Regions from separate parts of the Homo sapiens genome. Here all the other regions are linked to region 1. Evidence: chromatin loops called from intact Hi-C (ENCODE). Cell type or tissue: PC-9. All regions are shown on one strand. Links, peaks and the distances in the headings refer to the core of each region. The heading gives the core; the rest is flanking DNA. Region 1 holds the start of ADAMTS12 (ADAM metallopeptidase with thrombospondin type 1 motif 12). Region 2 overlaps ADAMTS12 (ADAM metallopeptidase with thrombospondin type 1 motif 12). Region 3 overlaps ADAMTS12 (ADAM metallopeptidase with thrombospondin type 1 motif 12).

The links. Hi-C counts contacts between places; a loop is a spot of excess contacts. Peaks named below come from ENCODE experiments on the same cell type or tissue, not always from the same donor. Only the 100,000 strongest peaks of a DNase experiment are listed, where the experiment ranks them.
Region 2: a loop joins it to region 1, with 2.0 times the contacts of the local background. A loop is called at or near these places in 2 of 110 quality-filtered maps.
Region 3: a loop joins it to region 1, with 2.9 times the contacts of the local background. A loop is called at or near these places in 4 of 110 quality-filtered maps.

What each region holds. Positions count from the first base shown.
Region 1 is chr5:33,888,746-33,894,450 of GRCh38, reverse strand. It overlaps ADAMTS12 (ADAM metallopeptidase with thrombospondin type 1 motif 12), which reads left to right and starts at 2,461. Exons shown (of 24, transcript NM_030955.4): 1 at 2,461-2,721. The coding sequence starts at 2,595. RefSeq lists enhancers at 2,178-2,677, 2,678-3,179. In PC-9, for the core only: CTCF peaks have their summits at 3,438 and 3,639; DNase peaks (open chromatin) are centred at 2,370 and 3,610; H3K4me3 peaks cover 2,500 bases; H3K27ac peaks cover 1,399 bases.
Region 2 is chr5:33,729,158-33,734,862 of GRCh38, reverse strand. All of the region lies in intron 3 of ADAMTS12 (ADAM metallopeptidase with thrombospondin type 1 motif 12), which reads left to right. Among named protein-coding and RNA genes, the nearest start is that of ADAMTS12, 160 kb to the left of the region's middle. In PC-9, for the core only: no CTCF peak of the experiment used is centred there; no DNase peak of the experiment used is centred there.
Region 3 is chr5:33,825,834-33,831,538 of GRCh38, reverse strand. The region is part of intron 2 of ADAMTS12 (ADAM metallopeptidase with thrombospondin type 1 motif 12); the gene reads left to right. Among named protein-coding and RNA genes, the nearest start is that of ADAMTS12, 63 kb to the left of the region's middle. In PC-9, for the core only: no CTCF peak of the experiment used is centred there; a DNase peak (open chromatin) is centred at 3,478; H3K27ac peaks cover 2,500 bases.

The sequences.
Region 1 (5,705 bases), core at 2,171-4,670:
TTTTTCAACAGCACTTGGAAACAGAGAGCAGAGAAAATCAGCAGCTAGGGTAAAACAGAGTTAGATTTTGATGAGGAAGATATGAGATGTTGAATGTACTGGTTTAAGGAGGTGGATCAAAGGGTATGACTGGGCAAAAAAGGTGGTGAGTCCAGAGAGATGCTGATTATTAGAAAACCAAAGATGGGGAGATCAAGGAACTAGAAGTTCCTACTAGGCTGAAGATCCGAGGTACTGGGTATAAAGGTTTGGAAGGGCTGGCAGAATACAAAGTGTTGGTGGGATTTTATAATTTTAATATTTCAGTCTTGGTTGACTTATGGATAATAGATATTCCTGGTTATGGTCTTGAGAGTAGATGGGAGAAAGAATAAGGGAAATGCCATTAGAGTTGAAGAGGCTAAACTGTGAAGCCAGAGTGTTCAGTGTATCATCCCTGATATTGGTGGAACTCAGCAGTTCTCCAGAGTTCTTCAGGTTTCTGCCTGAGAGACAAATCTCTTCTCCAGGACCTGGGAGCTAGGAGTGATCTTGCCCTTTGGACAAGATCTTGCTTGCTATTAAAAGGAGCAGCAGGAGAAAAAAAGGTGGAAGAAGAAGAGTGACAGAAGAGTACAAGGAGGAGAGAGAAACAAGGAAAGGGTGAAGGGAAGCAAAGAAGAAGGGGAAGAGGAAGAAAAGAAAAGAAGCAAAAAGAATTCTAGCCCAAAGTTGTTCTTCAATGCCCTTGCAAATGCAGGTCATCATGCCTGTGTTATCTGAATGTCTTTTAACTCCAGTTGTGATCCTGCTTCCTAATGTTTACGTAACAGAAAAAAGGCTCAGAGTAGTTCTTTTACTTGCTTGTGACAACAAAACATGTTCTGTTACACGTAAAGGGGATTTAAGGTTGCAGATGGAATTAAGGTTGCTAATCAGCTGATTAGGAGAGTGTCCTGGTTAACCAGGATGAGTCTAATGTAATCGCAAGGGTCCTTATAAGTGGAAAAGGGAGGAAGAAGAGTGATGTGATGTGAGAAAGACTCAAAGGGCCATTGCTAGCTTTGATGGGGGAAGAGGGCCATGAGCTGAGGAATTCAGGCAGCCTCTAGAAGTTGGAAAAGGCAAGACAACAGATTCTCCCCTAGAGTCTTCAGAAATGAATGCAGCTGTGCTAACTCCTTGATTTTAGCCCAGTGAGACCAGTTTCAGATCAGAACTGTCACATAAGAAATTTGAGTTGTTTCAAGCCACTGAATTTATGGTAACTTGTAACACCAAAAATAGGAAACTAGCATATACCTCTCAAAGTCTTGGTGCCCATGTGTTCCACATCTGAGAGGACCACCTTGCTTTCAGACCACTGAGTTTGCCTTGGAGGCTCTGTCCCTATACAAGGTTGAGTAAGCTGGTATCCCAGAACTCTTGATTAACACATGTGGTTGGCTGGCAGCCAGGGAAAAGTCAATATTGGGGGCCGAATTCTTCCTGAATGGAGTAAGGAGGCCTGTTTCAGCTCAGAGGTGAAAAATCTTGGCTGGATTAGCCCAGTAAATTCTCAAGATGCCTGGCAAGCGTCCTGGATTGTGGCATTCTCTGACCGATGTAAAAGCTTGAGCCTCTGAATGAATGGACGCCCTCTCCAGGGTAGCCAGTTCAGGGAAACTGGGGAGATACCTTAACACCTTCCTGGGTTGACTTAATTCCTGGTTTCCTTTTGAGTGAATGGAGGTGGGCTAGGAAAGATGGGGTTCTAGAATCAGAAGAGCCGCACAGAGATCTGCAGACTCAGAGGGGCCCACAGGCATTTGCAGCAGTCACCTCATTGCACAGCTGAGGGGGCTTGTCTGAGGTCACATTAGCAGATTAGCGCAGCCCATTTCCCTTTGTGTGACTTGGCAAAGAGAAAAATCGCCTATTAGTTTTTCCAGTGGAAGAGAATCCCAGAGCGGTCCGAGTGGGTGAGGAGTCTTGATAGAGCGATGTTGGGAAAAGTTCAGGAACTTGGAGGAGAACAGCAGGGGAGGGGGCAGCGCTGAGCGCGGAAGGATGGAGGGAGTGGGGCCCCCCTCTGCCTCAACTCTGTTCTCCTCATTTTGAGCTTGTATTTAAGCACGCCGGGGGGCTGGCCTGGGGGCCTCTCACTCGCAGCTTCCTCCAGTGCCTCCCAGGGCGGCTCTCCCGGGTCTCCCCTATTTGGCCGGCTCGGCCAGCTGGGCCTGGCGTTCGGGGCGGGGCCGGAGGAGCGCGGGGGTGGGAGTCCGGGAGGAAGATGCACCGAGCGGGCGGGCTGCGAGGCCGCGGGGCATGCGGGAGGCGGAGGGGTGGGGACCGGGGTGGGCTGCGCCCTCCCGCTCTGGCCCATTCCACACCCCGCCGAAAGCGGACACTGTCAGCTGAATCACTCCCCTTTTAGGAGGAGGGAGGGGAAAAAGGTGTCTAGCTCCTTTCTGCTTAAAAAAGCACAGGGAGATCGCGGGCAGCTTTGCAGTCGCTGCCTTCTCGCGCCTGACCATGCACCCCTGCATCTTCCTGCTGGGCCACAGGCGAGCGCTTTATTTCTGGAGCTGAGGGCTAAAACTTTTTTGACTTTTCTTCTCCTCAACATCTGAATCATGCCATGTGCCCAGAGGAGCTGGCTTGCAAACCTTTCCGTGGTGGCTCAGCTCCTTAACTTTGGGGCGCTTTGCTATGGGAGACAGCCTCAGCCAGGCCCGGTTCGCTTCCCGGACAGGAGGCAAGGTTAGTGACTCTTCTTTATTTCTTTTTAAAACAGTGGTGGTAAGACTTGCGGGAATTTTGTTGCTCCCCTTTCCCTTCCCCCACCCGGCAGAACTGAACTCTGAAAAGCCATTTGGCTGCGTTGTAAGGAAATCTGGGCTGGGACCTCAGGAGCCTAGGCTTTCTCAGAATTCAGTGCTTAAGGTGATGAGTCCTTCATTCTTATAGAAAGGTGAGTACCTCACTCTTTTACAGGGATGACACTGCAGTCTTTGAAAGACCCAAGAGGTAGCTGGTAACTTTTTCTCTTTTGTCTCCTCTTTGAATGCTGTACTGTTTTGATCCCCTATTTTTCAGACTCTAAACATGGAAAATTTTTTTTTTAAGTGCTAACTGGCTACTGGCCGTCATTGCAGTGTTTCTAGTTAGTTTTAAACCTCTGGTCAGGAAAGGGGAAATGTGATTCTTCCCCCCTACTGAGCAGGCTTGGCTGTGTTTTGGTTTCCTGGAAAGATTTAGGGTTGTATTTTTGAAAGAATAGTCCTTTTGGGGGAACTATACCTCCATAAGGGCTCACTTTTTCCTGTCCTGTCTCACTGACCACAGCTGGCTGCTTCTCTTTATGAATTTCTGAACTCATGTTATTGTAGGAAGCATTGGAAGCGTTCTGGTGGACAATTTGTTGTTGTTGTTTTATTCTTTTAAGCCTAACAGTCAGCAGTTTATTGGACTTGGAAGGGTCAGAGGCACCTTCATGTTTGGTGGGGGGTTCATTGTACCTCTGGGGGTAAACAGTCCTAGCAGCAGCAATGGCCCGCGTGGCACTCTGTGTCAGCCCATCCGATCACTGGCAATAGCCTTCCAGGGTGCAGGTACCAGTGTTGCTGTCCCTGCTGTACAGATGAGGATGCTGCAGCTTGGAGAGCTTATGAGGCCAGCTAATGTAGAGCAGAGTTTTCAGCTCAGGTAGTCTGACTCTTAGAATCATGCAGCACTGTCCTGTAGCAATAATAGGGACACACACGCACACACACACGCATATGCACCCACACGCATGCACACGCACACAGAGCACTGGGTTAGCATGCACTAAGTCCTGTGTTTGCTGACTGTGCTGAAGCCTCGGGAAGTGTCCTCCATGACTTTCTGACATCCCTTTAATTCCCAAGGCCACTCGGGTGATAAACATCACCAGCCTGTCCTTGTTTAGGATTTCTAAGCAGGGTTTTCTGCTCATGTTGTAAAATTCAAATATTGCTGGACAACTCATCTGCTGTGGCTTCAAGACGTATCAGAAGCAAGTCCCTCTCTTTGCTTTACTTGGAAAGCTGGAGCCAGCAAACACTGGGGTTAGATGTCAGTCAGCCAGCACTCACTTGTGTAAACGGTCCAGATACAATCTCCCACCCCCAAGTTTAAAATAGCAGGGCTTGTTGTTCTTTGAAAAACAGTTCCTTTGTGAAAAGTCTCCCTTCTGGGGCAGCACAAACAAAGCCTGCAAGCACTTCCCAGGGCATTTGGAGATGATTTCGTTCAAAGACACACATTCTCCTGGGTTGGTTTTCAGCTCTGCTCCACATCTTCTTTGTAAGGGAATTCAGCTTGGTGTGAAGCAGACACCACGGGGCCATGGTTTTTGCTCTCTGGAAAGTGAGATATGATTATTTTCCCTAGTCACCTCTATCTAGAGCTATGTGCTGAGAGTATCCACTGTTCAAAAAACCTATAAAGTGCTCCAAGCTTATTGGTGATATATATATTTATTTAGGTTTAAAAATAATTAGAGGTTTTTGTTTTTCGAGGCTGAGTCTTGCTCTGTCTCTCAGGCTGGAGTGCGGTGGTGCAATCTCAGCTCACTGCAACCTCTGCCTCCCGGGTTCAAGTGATTCTCCTGCCTCAGCCAACCAAGTACCTGGGATTACAGACGTGTGCCACCATGCCCGGCTAATTTTTGTATTTTTAGTACAGACGAGGTTTCACCATGTTGGCCAGGCTGTCTCCAACTCCTGACCTCAGGTGATCTGCCCACCTTGGCCTCTTAAAGTGCTGGGATTACAGGTGTGAACTACTGTACCCAGCCAATAATTTCAGTTTTTAAAAGCATTTCACCAACCACAATCAATTCCCTAGTGGATTTACAAATAATCCACATTTGGTGCAAAGGAGAAATTTCTAAGCAGACTTACATTTAGAATTAAGAAGGAAAGTCACAAAGAGGGAGGAAGGGATGGATGAGGGCAAACCAGTAGAGAATGAAATTCTAAGGCTATCTGGGATTAGGATGGCCTGGGTTTTTCCCTCCAAATGACCTACCTACAGCCTCACAAATAACCAATCTCCTTAGACTTCCATTTCCACTTTGATAGCATTTTTGAATGCATTCAAATCCTGAACGTTTAAACTTGCAAATTACTTCAGGATCATCTCACCCATTCTTATTTTTGAAATATTTAATTTTTTTTTTAATAGAGATGAGGTCTAGCTATGTTGTCCAGACTGATCTTGAACTCCTGGCCTTAAGCAATTCTCCCACTTCAGCCTCCCCAAATGCTGCGATTACAGGAATGAGCCATCATGCCTCGCCCCCATTTTTACTTTTATGGATAAGGAATGGGAGGTCTAGGGCATCAGTTAGTCAACATATATGATTGAGCACCTAATAAATGCCCCTTCACGAGGAGGGTAAAGGGAATTGCACAGGGTTCCACATTTGGAGACAGATTCAGACACTACATTACCTTTTAGGTTCCTTCTAGTTCTAAGAGTTGGGCTAAGTCAGGATTTTAGTCGTTGGAAGGAGTATGGAGATAAATCCAGTCCTTTCTGGGACTAGAAACATAGAAACAGGCTATTTGACTAACTGCCCAGTATTCTTTCCACATTGCTCAGTTGTGATATAGGAATGTGCTGTGACTTACACAGGATTTCTTGGTTCACAACCAAGTATCAGAACAACGGGAAATATTAATCTTGCACACAACATGCTGCGTGTCTTCTACAGCCAA
Region 2 (5,705 bases), core at 1,357-3,856, 160 kb after region 1:
CAGGGTGGCCCACAAGCTCCTCCTTCAGCCAGGCTCTGGAACATTTCCCAAGCCCTGAGCAGACACCCCAGTTGATGTTTCTTCCAGTGGAACACTCAGCCTCCTCCCCCACCCACCGTTTTGGCTATAGCCCCTTCCTCTCAGGCCTTTGGTGTTGTCATCCTTTGCTGCAGCTTCTCACTTCCTTGCTAACCTGGAGCATAAGTACTCATACTTTATTCGTGAATCATTTGGGGCAATCAGGATAGTAAAATTCATTCTCAGGGGACTGGGTCTTTGTTAGGAATTTTAGAAGCTATATTATGTTTAGCACAGTAAATTAAATGTGGAAAACATGTTAGCTGTCTTCCTTGTTATAATTTTTTTAATTCACAATTGTGACTTAAAAACCTGGGGTAACTACAACTCCAGCTGGTTAACATCAAGAGAAGCTGCAAATTATTTTGGACAGCAATGATTTCTGCTAATGTTACTGCTCTTCTTCAGGTACTTCACGTTTTTTTCTTCTGGTGCTATTATTCTTGAAGTCAGGCTTTGCAGAGCTGTGTCCTCACCTCTGACCTAGGCAGCTTTTGTTCCAAAGAACCAGAAGTGACAGGGTATGACCACTTCTCCTGAGAGGCAGAGTGGGGTTTGGTCTCTAGCTGCGAACAGGAGAAGCAAGGAACACGTTCCTGCTTTTAGAATGGAGGAAAGGAAGGATATTGTTGTCTCTTCTCTCTTTACCCACTGATGGCTTGGCCACTGCTTGGGGGCTGCCTCCCTCCTTGTCTGCTCAGCGCTTTTTCAGAGACATCCTGAGGCTAAGAGCTTACTCTGTGTGTGTGTGTGTGTGTGTGTGTGTGTGTGTGTGTGTGTGTGTGTAGTGGGGAAGTGTAGGCTTTGACATCAGATGGGTCTGGGTGTGAATTCTTGCACTGAACAGCTCTGAGACCTTGGGTGTTTCTGAAGTTCTCTGAGCCTTATGATCTACATCTGTAAAATGCACATGGTACTTGCTTGGCTGTGTCTGTGTGAATTGGAGATGATGCATGCATGTTAAGTACTGATCTCTGTTATCAGAGCTGGCAGCCCCCGTGTCTCGCTGATGAGTCTCCATGGCCACATGGAATGATGGTTTACAAAATGACACTTATGATCCTTTCAGGAAACTCTGGGTCACAAGGATGCTTTAGCCAAATGCAAAGCCACCTGGATTTGCACAAAGCACGGCCATGTTTGTTTGGAGTATAAGGACCCAAGGGTGCTGCAGCCACTTTTACTGGCCAAGACCAATCCATTCAAAGCTGGTTTCCAGCTCCCTTCAGACTAGCTAGTTATCAGTATTTGAAGACCACGTATTCCAGGCAAGCTACTAGAAACTTAACAATGTCTCTTACTTAAGATTCGTGGCTGTCTTATGATTAGAGGCTGTTATTATCCCCATTTCACAGATGAGAAAACTGAGGCATAGATCAACTGACTTGCTCAGGCTCACGCTGTTAAAAGTAACAAAGGTTTGTGTCACTACAGATTCTGTGTTCTGGACCAGCATGCTCTAGGACTTTTTTCCTACAACTGGTTTTCTTGAAGAAAGTTTCATTTAACAGTTTTAATCTGGATTTAAATTTCTTTAAAAAAATAGTAACTGTATTATTCTGTAACTTGGTTATTATAATAACCAAATATAATAACCATATATTTTTTTTACTGGGAAAATAATATAATGAGGAAAATAAAAGTCACTCATAATCACACAACCAAAAATAGCCACTATTTGTGAATATGTTATTTATGTAACATTTTATATGATATGAAATAATATAATTTAGTGTTATATTGGATAAAAATATAATATAATATATAATAAAACCCACAATTGGGATGTGTAAATTCATTCTGCACAGTTTATATTGTGAACATTTTCCCAAGTTATAAAAGGCTATTTTAAAACATTTTTAAGGATCACTTAAAGCTTTACTGTGGAATGAAATCAAAATTTATTTACACATTCCCCTGGTGTTGGACTTTTAGATTTTTTTCACAAATTTTCTTATTATAAAACTCTGTGTGATTATTATTCTTGTACCACCAATTTTGCCCACATTTTAAAATATTATCTTAAGAGTCCTATAAATGAATTACTGAAAATATTTCTAAGAATTCCTCCAAAACGTAACACTAATTTATATTTCCAAAGCAACATATAAAAAGTATCCATTTGTTCTACTTTTGCCAGCATTGGACAAAGTATTTTTTAAATCTTCTCTAATTTGTTGTGCAAAATATGCTATATCAGGAGTGCCCTAATTATTTCTGTGAATATGAATATCCACAGTTGTCAGATTTTGAACCACTGATAATTCTTCTTTAAGAATCATCTCTCCATGTTCTTTGATCATTTTTAATAGGATTATTAGCAATTTCTTAATTTTTCATAAAGGCACTTAAGAGATTAAGTATGTAACATCTTTGTCATATTTGTGGGAAAATGCTTTTTCTGTTTTCATCTTTAATTTTTTTATCTCTTCTTATGTAAGATTTTCATTTAGACGTTTTCTTTCTGATTTCCTCCATTCTTTTTATGCTTACAAAGTCCTTTTCCATTCTAGTGTCAGATAAATATTCACCTACATTTATTTTTTTTAGCACTTCTATGTGGTTTACAATTGGATTTTGAATGAGAAGGGAGATGGTGAATATGTGGTACATGTATTGCCTCTTCTGGCTCCTGGTGCTGGGCAGACATCACTAGTCTATGCTGGCACCCTATTCTGCTCAGCCTGCGCAGTCCTGGTGCTGGGTAGACATCACTAATCTATGCTGTCACCCTATTCTGCTTGGCCTGGATGCAGCCCTAGAATATTTCTCAAGGCAGCTCCAGGTCTAGCTACCACCAGCTGGTCAGAGGTGGAACATGAGATTATACCTTTTTGCCATCTCTCCAAAAGAACAAATTTCTCTGATATTGACAATAAAGATGACCAGTTTTAAAATCCTAAGTACCCTATAAATCTTATATCTATATGGAATAATTTATAGTCTTGTCCATAATAACACATGCAGTCTAATAAGATGCAATGTTAACATTTCTTAGGCAGGGTCATGAGCCATCAGCAGACCTCTGGCATCTCTCTAGTGGACAGCCTCTGCCTCAGCCAGAGCATCGTGTTCCTGAGTGCTGCCTTTTCACACTGGCCTTAATTCTAGATCCTATCAGCATAGTCCCAAAAAGGATTTTTAGCAATCCTTAATTGTTTGCTCCTTTCTGCCTTTCCTGATGTCCTAGGATTTGACCATCTTGGTAGACACAACTGGCCCTTCCTGTGGAGCTGGAGTGCATGTCCCAGCCTCTGCTGGCTGCCTTGCCTCATTATCATGCATACCTTTTCAAGGCATCTGATAAAGACCATTCCTGAACACATCTGAATGAAGCTTAGGATTGCCATGATGAGGCAGCAGGAGAGCCTCCTGTGCTGTGTACATGGCTGTCGTCTTCAACACTCACTTTAATGTAGAGAAAAGAAAGATAAGGTTGGGTGCAGTGGCTTACACCTGTAATCCCAGCTACTCGGAAGGCTGAGACATGAGAATCTCTGGAACCCGGGAGGCTGAGGTTGCAGTGAGCCGAGATCACACCACTAGACTCCAGCCTGGTGGAGACAGTGAGACCCTGTCTCAAAAAAAAAAAAAGAAAAGAAAGATAAGCAGAGAAGAAACTAAGAAACTGGAATTTATTAATTCATAATAGCAGTGATTAGAAATAAATTATTTATTATATGCATGACATTGAGCTAAATCCTCTACAAACATCCCTTATTTAATTCTCCCAATAACACACTGCAACTGCTTTTACTATCCCTATTTACGGATGGGAAAAGTAAGGCAAGTCAGAGATCTCCCAAATAGTTAAGTGTGACTGGGATTTGTATCCGGGTCTGTCTGACTCCTGAGCTAGTACCCGTTATTCTCAACCCTTCTGCTATCTCTGCCAAGGTACAGATTTCTTCATTGCTGAAGAACTTCAGGACAATAATTGGGTTATTCTAAATGAGCAAAGTTAAAGGACCATGCAAAGGGTTGCCTGTCTTTTGTGGTCCAGTTGAGAATTTGTGAAAACATCAATGGAGTTAATATTATACCAGTGTGAAAAACAGTAGATAAAGTCGAGGGTTCCAATGAAGCAATCCTAACTAAGTGAAGGATGAATCTTTCTGTCTTTTGACACTAGCTTGCTGTAGGTCAATGGAAGCAACCTGCCTTTGGAAGACCACTGGTTTTAGTATATTTTGCTGTTATTTAAGACAAAAAACAATAAAATTATAGACCTTTATTCATCACTTTAAGATAATGAATCAACATTCTATAGGAAAAAATAAAAATAGGCATTTAAACTATATTTTAACCACGTAAAGGAACACATACAAGAGGAGAAGACACAGGGAAGGAAACAAAAAGGACAGCTTTTGTGGCCCCTCCTGCCTCCAGTCTTCCCCCCACCCATCCTCTTCCAAAAAAGGATCAATCTTACCACACACATACACACAGAAACACACACACAGACACACACACACACACACACACACACACACACCCTAATGGACTCTGATCTCATAATAGCACCAGCACCTTATACAATAGTGATACTTATACAATGCCACACATATGCTGTTTTTGCAACTATTGGCATAAACTGTGTCTAATCCCATATCACACAGAAAGATTCAGATTTCATATTTGATCTGTAACCTGTACAATGTGGGTCTCCTTTCTACCCGTGGGTGGGTAGTGAAGGACTTCGTCAAGAGCCTCAGGGTGGAAGAAAGAAGCCTTCTAATGTATAACTTTTGCCTTGGAGCTCCAGAATGGAACTTTTGGAGCTCCAGAATGGAACTTTTGCCCATAGACAGACTCTTAATCATTACTATATTTGGAAAATGTTGGGTGGTTTAGTAAGTAATATTTGGAAAGCCACATGCTGTGTATCAGTGATTCATAATCCACACACAAATTGATTTCCAACCCTCTTGCTCTAAAGCCTGAAATTGGGTGTTATCAATCTCAGCCACTGCCAGTGTCTCTTCCTTTATTTAGAGAGAAACTTTGGGACACTCTGCCACTTGCCAACCAGTAGGATCTGCCTGACCTGCCAGTCTCCAGCATCCCAGAGGCATCGGGTGATGCCTCTGACTTTTCAGAACCCTTCAGAGTACCATCCCACCGGGGCTCACATCTACCCTCTGAAGTCAGCAGTCTGGAAATTATTTTCTTACTAAACTCTTTCTAAGTATGTAAATTATGTGTTGTTAAAGCAAATTAAAATGGAGGCCACAAAAACTCCCTGAGCAGACAAAGCCAGTTAGGTCTTGAAAATAACCTTAACTTTGCTTACATTGGAAATGGGAAGGAGACTTAATTTGGGCTATTTCTTGTGAATGCTTGTATTAGAGTGAAACAATTTAAGCTCAACCAATAAGATGCAGCCAACTAACTTGTAATCATGCAACTAGGGACTTTCCAGTGAGGTAGATCAAATATGGCAACTTTATACCTGTAACCAATCAAATATTTTCTTTGCATGACTTCCACATTCACTCTATAAAAGCTTATCCTTTATGTTTCTCCAATGGAACCCCTGAAGCACTTCTGGCTTGGGGCTGCTTGATTCATGAATTGCTATTCACTCAAATAAACTCTAAAATGTTATTGTGTCCCAGTTTACCTTT
Region 3 (5,705 bases), core at 1,981-4,480, 63 kb after region 1:
TCTCAAAATGCAGTAAGTCAAGCAAAATATTTGCCTTCAGAAGCCAGACTACTATTTGGGCTAATTTGTGCAGAAACTTTCACAGGATAGCAACACTTAAGATCATTGTTTATTTTTGCTAGGCAGGTAACTCACCATCCTTTAAGAGACAGTATAGTAGAGTGGTTTTAGTGGTGGAGTCTGGAAGCAGAATGCATGGACTGGAATTCTAGTTCTGTCATCTTTCCATTGTATAATCTCGGACAAGATATTCAATCTCTATATGCCTCACTGACCTCATCTTTAATAAGGGATATAAATTGTAGCAGTTCATAGGATGTGGCTTCAATGAGTTAATATCTGTAGCATGCTTAAAAGAATGTCATAGTAAATATGCCTTACATAGTAAATATTCTCTATTGTTTTTGCCTATTGTTATTTCAATTGTTTTAACCATTCTTCTGGTGTATCATATGGAGCTATGTGTGTGTGTTTTTGTGTGTGTTCTCCATAAATTAAGAGTCTGTTTGTAGCATAGCCATGAAGGAGATCATTTTGAAAATGGAATTAAATCAGGAACCAAAAGCATCAAATCATGCTACTGTTTTAGTATGGGCTTCTTTTGCAGAAACTGAAAATAAGAAAGAATTCTTTTTAAAATTAATATATATGTTTAACTTATGTATATATCCAGTAAGACACTGTCTATATCAGTATATACATATACTGATATAAGTGGAAGCAATATAAATGAAAGCTATATATATACAGACAGAGTTTTGCTGTGTTGCCTAGGCTGGAGTGCGGTGGTGTAATCATGGCTCACTGCAGCCTTGACCTCCTGGGCTCAAACAGCACTCCCATCTCAGCCTCCCAAGTAGCTGAGACTACAGGTGTGCGCCACCACTCTTGGCTAATTTTTTTTCAATTTTTAATAGAGACAGTGTCTTGATAAGTTGCCCAGGCTGCTCTTGAACTCCTGAGCTCAAGCGATCCTCCAGCCTTGGACTCCCAAAGTGCTGGGATTACAGGCGTGAGTCACTATGCCCGGCCAAGACAGAATTCTTTAGCAAGTGGCTTTAAAGTTGTTAGGACCTCTCGTCCCCAGACACTTCTGTGTTTTATATCAATTGGCTGCTTTCTTGGTAGGCTGACCATTTTCTGACTATCTTCTCTTGTGAATATACTTCTAATCATGTAATTGAGCTAGTCTTATATCAAATTGTGATATCGATCAAGTTTATATTCCAGTTGTCTTACCTCCTTTTTGCCATTTTTCTCCTCATATCACCTCTTCCCTCTATCTTCTGAAGGGATCTGGGTGGTACAATGGCTCTCCAGAGCCCTTATTGGACCATTTAACTGAGGTCTTCCAACTTCATGGATCCTTTATTTCTCCAAAGTTGTCCCATCATTTCTTCTTTAATCCATCAGAGCCTCATGCCCACAGCATAGCTAGAAATGTCTACCTCATTTCAAATTTGAGATCCTAGCTTTGATTTATATCAAAGCCACTGACCTGTCTTCCAGTTTGGGCTGTCTGGCCTCCCTTTCTTCATATGTTAGGGCTCAGGGTTCTAACATTTTATTGAGTTAGAGGTAGGTATGGGCTAGACCAAGAGAGTTATGGAAAGGGCTCTCTGAATGTCACTGAGGCTGATTGCCTCAGATGGAAAAGGACTGGGGCCAGATGGATTTCTCAGTATGAAGCGGGTGAATTCTTTGGGAATTGAGGAAAGCTGGTCAACATTAGAGTGGGACTGGAAAGGGCCATTTTTAAAGGAGAATTTGTACTTTCCGACCACAGCTGCTTAGTTAAGTGAAATCTGCTCTTAGATGTGTAGGGGAATTGTTTCCAGGGAATGAGTTCAGGGGAACAGAGAGGCCCATGGAACAACATGCCTCAGGAGGAATTAATTATTAAGACCCAAGGGGGTTGAAGAAGGCAGGGGGCAGCACAAAGGCCAATGGTCAGATCCTCCTTCTATGCAGTTCTTGGGAAATCATTTCTTAACTTCCAGGCTGAATTTGAAGTTGAAGTCATAGCAGGCAGCTAGCTGTGTGCTGCTTTGGAAAGGTGGGGAGGGAAGGTCCTGGCTGGTGAGAAGAGAAGAAGGATGGAAAGAAGAGTAGTGAGTTTAAAGTATGCAATAATAAAACAGCAACTCAAAGTACTATTAAGAATTAAATCCAAGCACACAGGGAAAAAATAGAGTATGCAGTGAAAGGTCATATCTGGATGAAGCTTTGCTAGTAAGGCAGGTTAGGATGCCCCGTCTCTAAGGCCAAGTCCTGCAGCAGCCTGAGCATCTTCCTTCATGTTACATTCAGGAACGCCAGCTTGGGGAGGAGCACAGCTCATGAGTATGAGTCTCTGAATGGGTTCTTTTCCCATTATTGGCATGCAAGTAGCCTGACGAAAGGTGCCATCTGTTTGTCTCATTGAACTGTATCAATTACGTGATGAAAGAGGTTTTAAGATGGCCATGTGCTGGAGTGGATCTCATTCAGAGCAGTATGGTGTGTATGCCCGTTGCTAGTGTTACCAGGGCTGACAAGGCAAATAGCAGCATGACCCTTTCCCTCCCACTCCCCATCCCAAGTGGAGAGGGATTCCAGTTTTCAATAGGAAAAGATAAATCAAGGATTAGTAACTGCAACACAGGGGCGAAAGAGGATGTTCAGGGCAGAATCTACTGCGACAGAGCCCTCCCTTTACCCCTTCTCCACCAACAAGATCCTGAGTCACTGCATCATACCCTCTGCCACAGTACAGTGGGATCATGTTGGCTTCCCAACCACATACATATTTCTCATCTTACCTCTGCCTAGGGTGGATTGTTGAGCAGATGGTGTTAGAAAAACTGGCTTATAATATGGAGAAAAATAAAACTAGAGGGTCTCATACAAATATGGACCCTAGGTGGATTAAGGACTGAAACGTGAAAGGTAAAAGTGTGAAGCCAACAAAAGAAAATGTAGGATAATATTTTAGTGACTTAGTGGTAGGAACATATTTCTTAATAAAGATCCAAATAAAACACAGATTATATAGCAAAACATTGAGAAATATGATTATATAAAATTAAGCATTTCTGAGTTAACAGAAAGATATAACAGTAAGAGATACCTGAAGAGTTTGGTGTCTAAAAGATAGAGGACATTCTGGAAATAAATAAGAAGATGGGAGATCTGGTAGAAAAATTGACAAAAGCACATGAGAAGGCAGTTTACAAAAGGGGAAACTGAATTGCTTAATAAATATATGAAGTGATACTCGAACTCAGTGATTCAGAAAAATACAAATTAAAAGCACTTGATGTTACTTTATACCTGGGAGATTGACAAAGTCTCAGAAGTTGGTAATGTCAAATCTTGGCAGATATAGAAAACAGGACCTCTTGCACTGCCAGGGGAGTAGCCTGGTGTGACCATTTGAGACAGAAGTCTGAGAGTGCATTCCAAATTAAGTGGTCATATGTCCTGTGACCCAACCATCCCATTCCTGGGTATATGCCCTGGAGGAATTCTTAGATAGGATTATGAGGAAATGATCACAGTGCTGATTTTGGTAAAGGAACTGAAGGTCAACTTAGTAAAATGCATAAAGAAAAACAGCAAATACACACTATGGAATATTTTGTAGCAGTTAGAAGGAACCCACTAGATATGCCCACAGCAAATGGATAGATGGTAACAAGGTATATTTGAGTTTTTTTATAAGATAATAAATAGCATAGTATTTATGACACAATACTATTGATATAAAATAAACTACATTAGCAAACAAAAACATTCTATCTATCTATCTATCTATCTATCTATCTATCTATCTATCTATCTATCTATTTTGTTTTCTCCAAGGACATATCCAAATGCGAGGATACATGTCAAAGCACAACAGAGTGGTTACTATTTTTTTATTAACATGTTTTTTTAATGGGTGAGTAAGACAGGGAAGTGGGGATAAAGGAAATTTGCTGAGGTAATAGCTTTCTATTGCTGCATAATAAGCTACCACAAACTTAGAAAGTTTGGAACAATACCTGTTTATTAGCTTACAATTCCGTAGGCCAGAAATCTGGCACAGCATGACTGGGTTCTTGGCTTAGGGCAGCACAGACTGAAATGAAGGTATTAACGGGCTGAGTTCTCTAGAGACTGTGGGGAGAAGTCCGTTTCTAAGCTCAGTTCTTTGCAGCTGTAGGACTGAAGCCCCTGTTTCTTTGAGTGATAAACCAGTGACACCATCGACTTTTAGAGACTAACTGCATTTCTTGCTATGTGACCCTCCTTCATCTTCAACCCAGTGGTGACACATCAGATCCTCTTCTGTTTCCCATCACCGACTTGTGTCCCTCTGCCCAGCTGGAGAAAACTCTGCTTTCTTTCAGGGTCAATTCTGAAAGTGCTTCCCCAAGCCCATCTGTCAGCCTTGAGCAGACCCCTAATGGGCTGAGAAAGGGACCAGGTCTTTATGCGGTGAATGAGACACATCATTCCATAGACATTAATTTTTGTGGATGAACTGAGAGCTATTTAATAGGAAACAATTACGTGACTTATTAAGGGTCATTAAATTTTAGTATTCATAAAGTCAGTACATGACTAAAGCTTATTATAGACTCCAATTTGGTATTTTACTAAGAAGCCCATTCTCCCCGTAATGCCTGGCAATGTAGCTGAGGTCTCACTACCATCCAAACACATAGATGGCTGCAGTTCTGCAGTTTGGGGACAGAAGTTTACCATCAAGGTAGTACTTAACTGTTTATTTTTATTTGATACTTGTTTTAGTGCTTATTGTTTATTTGGTACTTGTTTTTCATTATAAATTGCTATTAGTTTAGCTTCATTATTAATTTAGGTTATTTGTTAAATAGCCAATAATGGGCAGTGGTACACATTTTCATCAAGAATATTTCTATGTTTTCAAAGAATTAAACTCAAAATTATATATATATATATATATACACACACACACACATACACATACATAAACATATTTCTGTTTTCAAACAGACTTAAAAGCATATATATATTCATGCATATACATGAGTTCATACATATATTCATACATTCATACATACATGTATGCATACATATGTATATGCAAATTGAATTACCAATACTTAAACCTTTGCATATACACTTTTCCAAATTTGCTAGTATTAATATTACTATTTTTTATTAACATTTTTTTTAATGGGTGAGTTAGGTGGGCAGCTAATCATTTGCCCTCACTGAGCAGACTATCATTTTTATAAGTTTAAGTTCCATAGCTGAGGAAGAAAAGTTCTTTGCTAAGCACACTATTGTAGACCACATCAAGATGCATAAATTGAATATAAAATTTTCAAAGAGAAGTAGAGAAAACAATTTATTTCTTGACTTCCCTTAGAAATGTCCCTAACTCTTCTCACCAACAAATCATCTAGGAGTATAGAGGTGATGTAGTTTCATCTTCCCTGTTTTTAAGAGGACTTCTTTTTTTAACACCTCCTAACTGCAGTTCACATAACGAAGTCAAATGATGTGTACCGCCTGTTCAACTATGGCAAGGTAGAGATCTGTTCCAGTGTGGAGTTTTCTAAATTCAATTTGCAGAGGTGAGCTGGTGCAGCCACAGCATCTAGACCAAACTTGATTCTAGTTTGGAGATACTCTCTTCTGGTTACATAACTGAGGAACCACATGACAAGAATACTGCTAGCAAGGTCTCCACG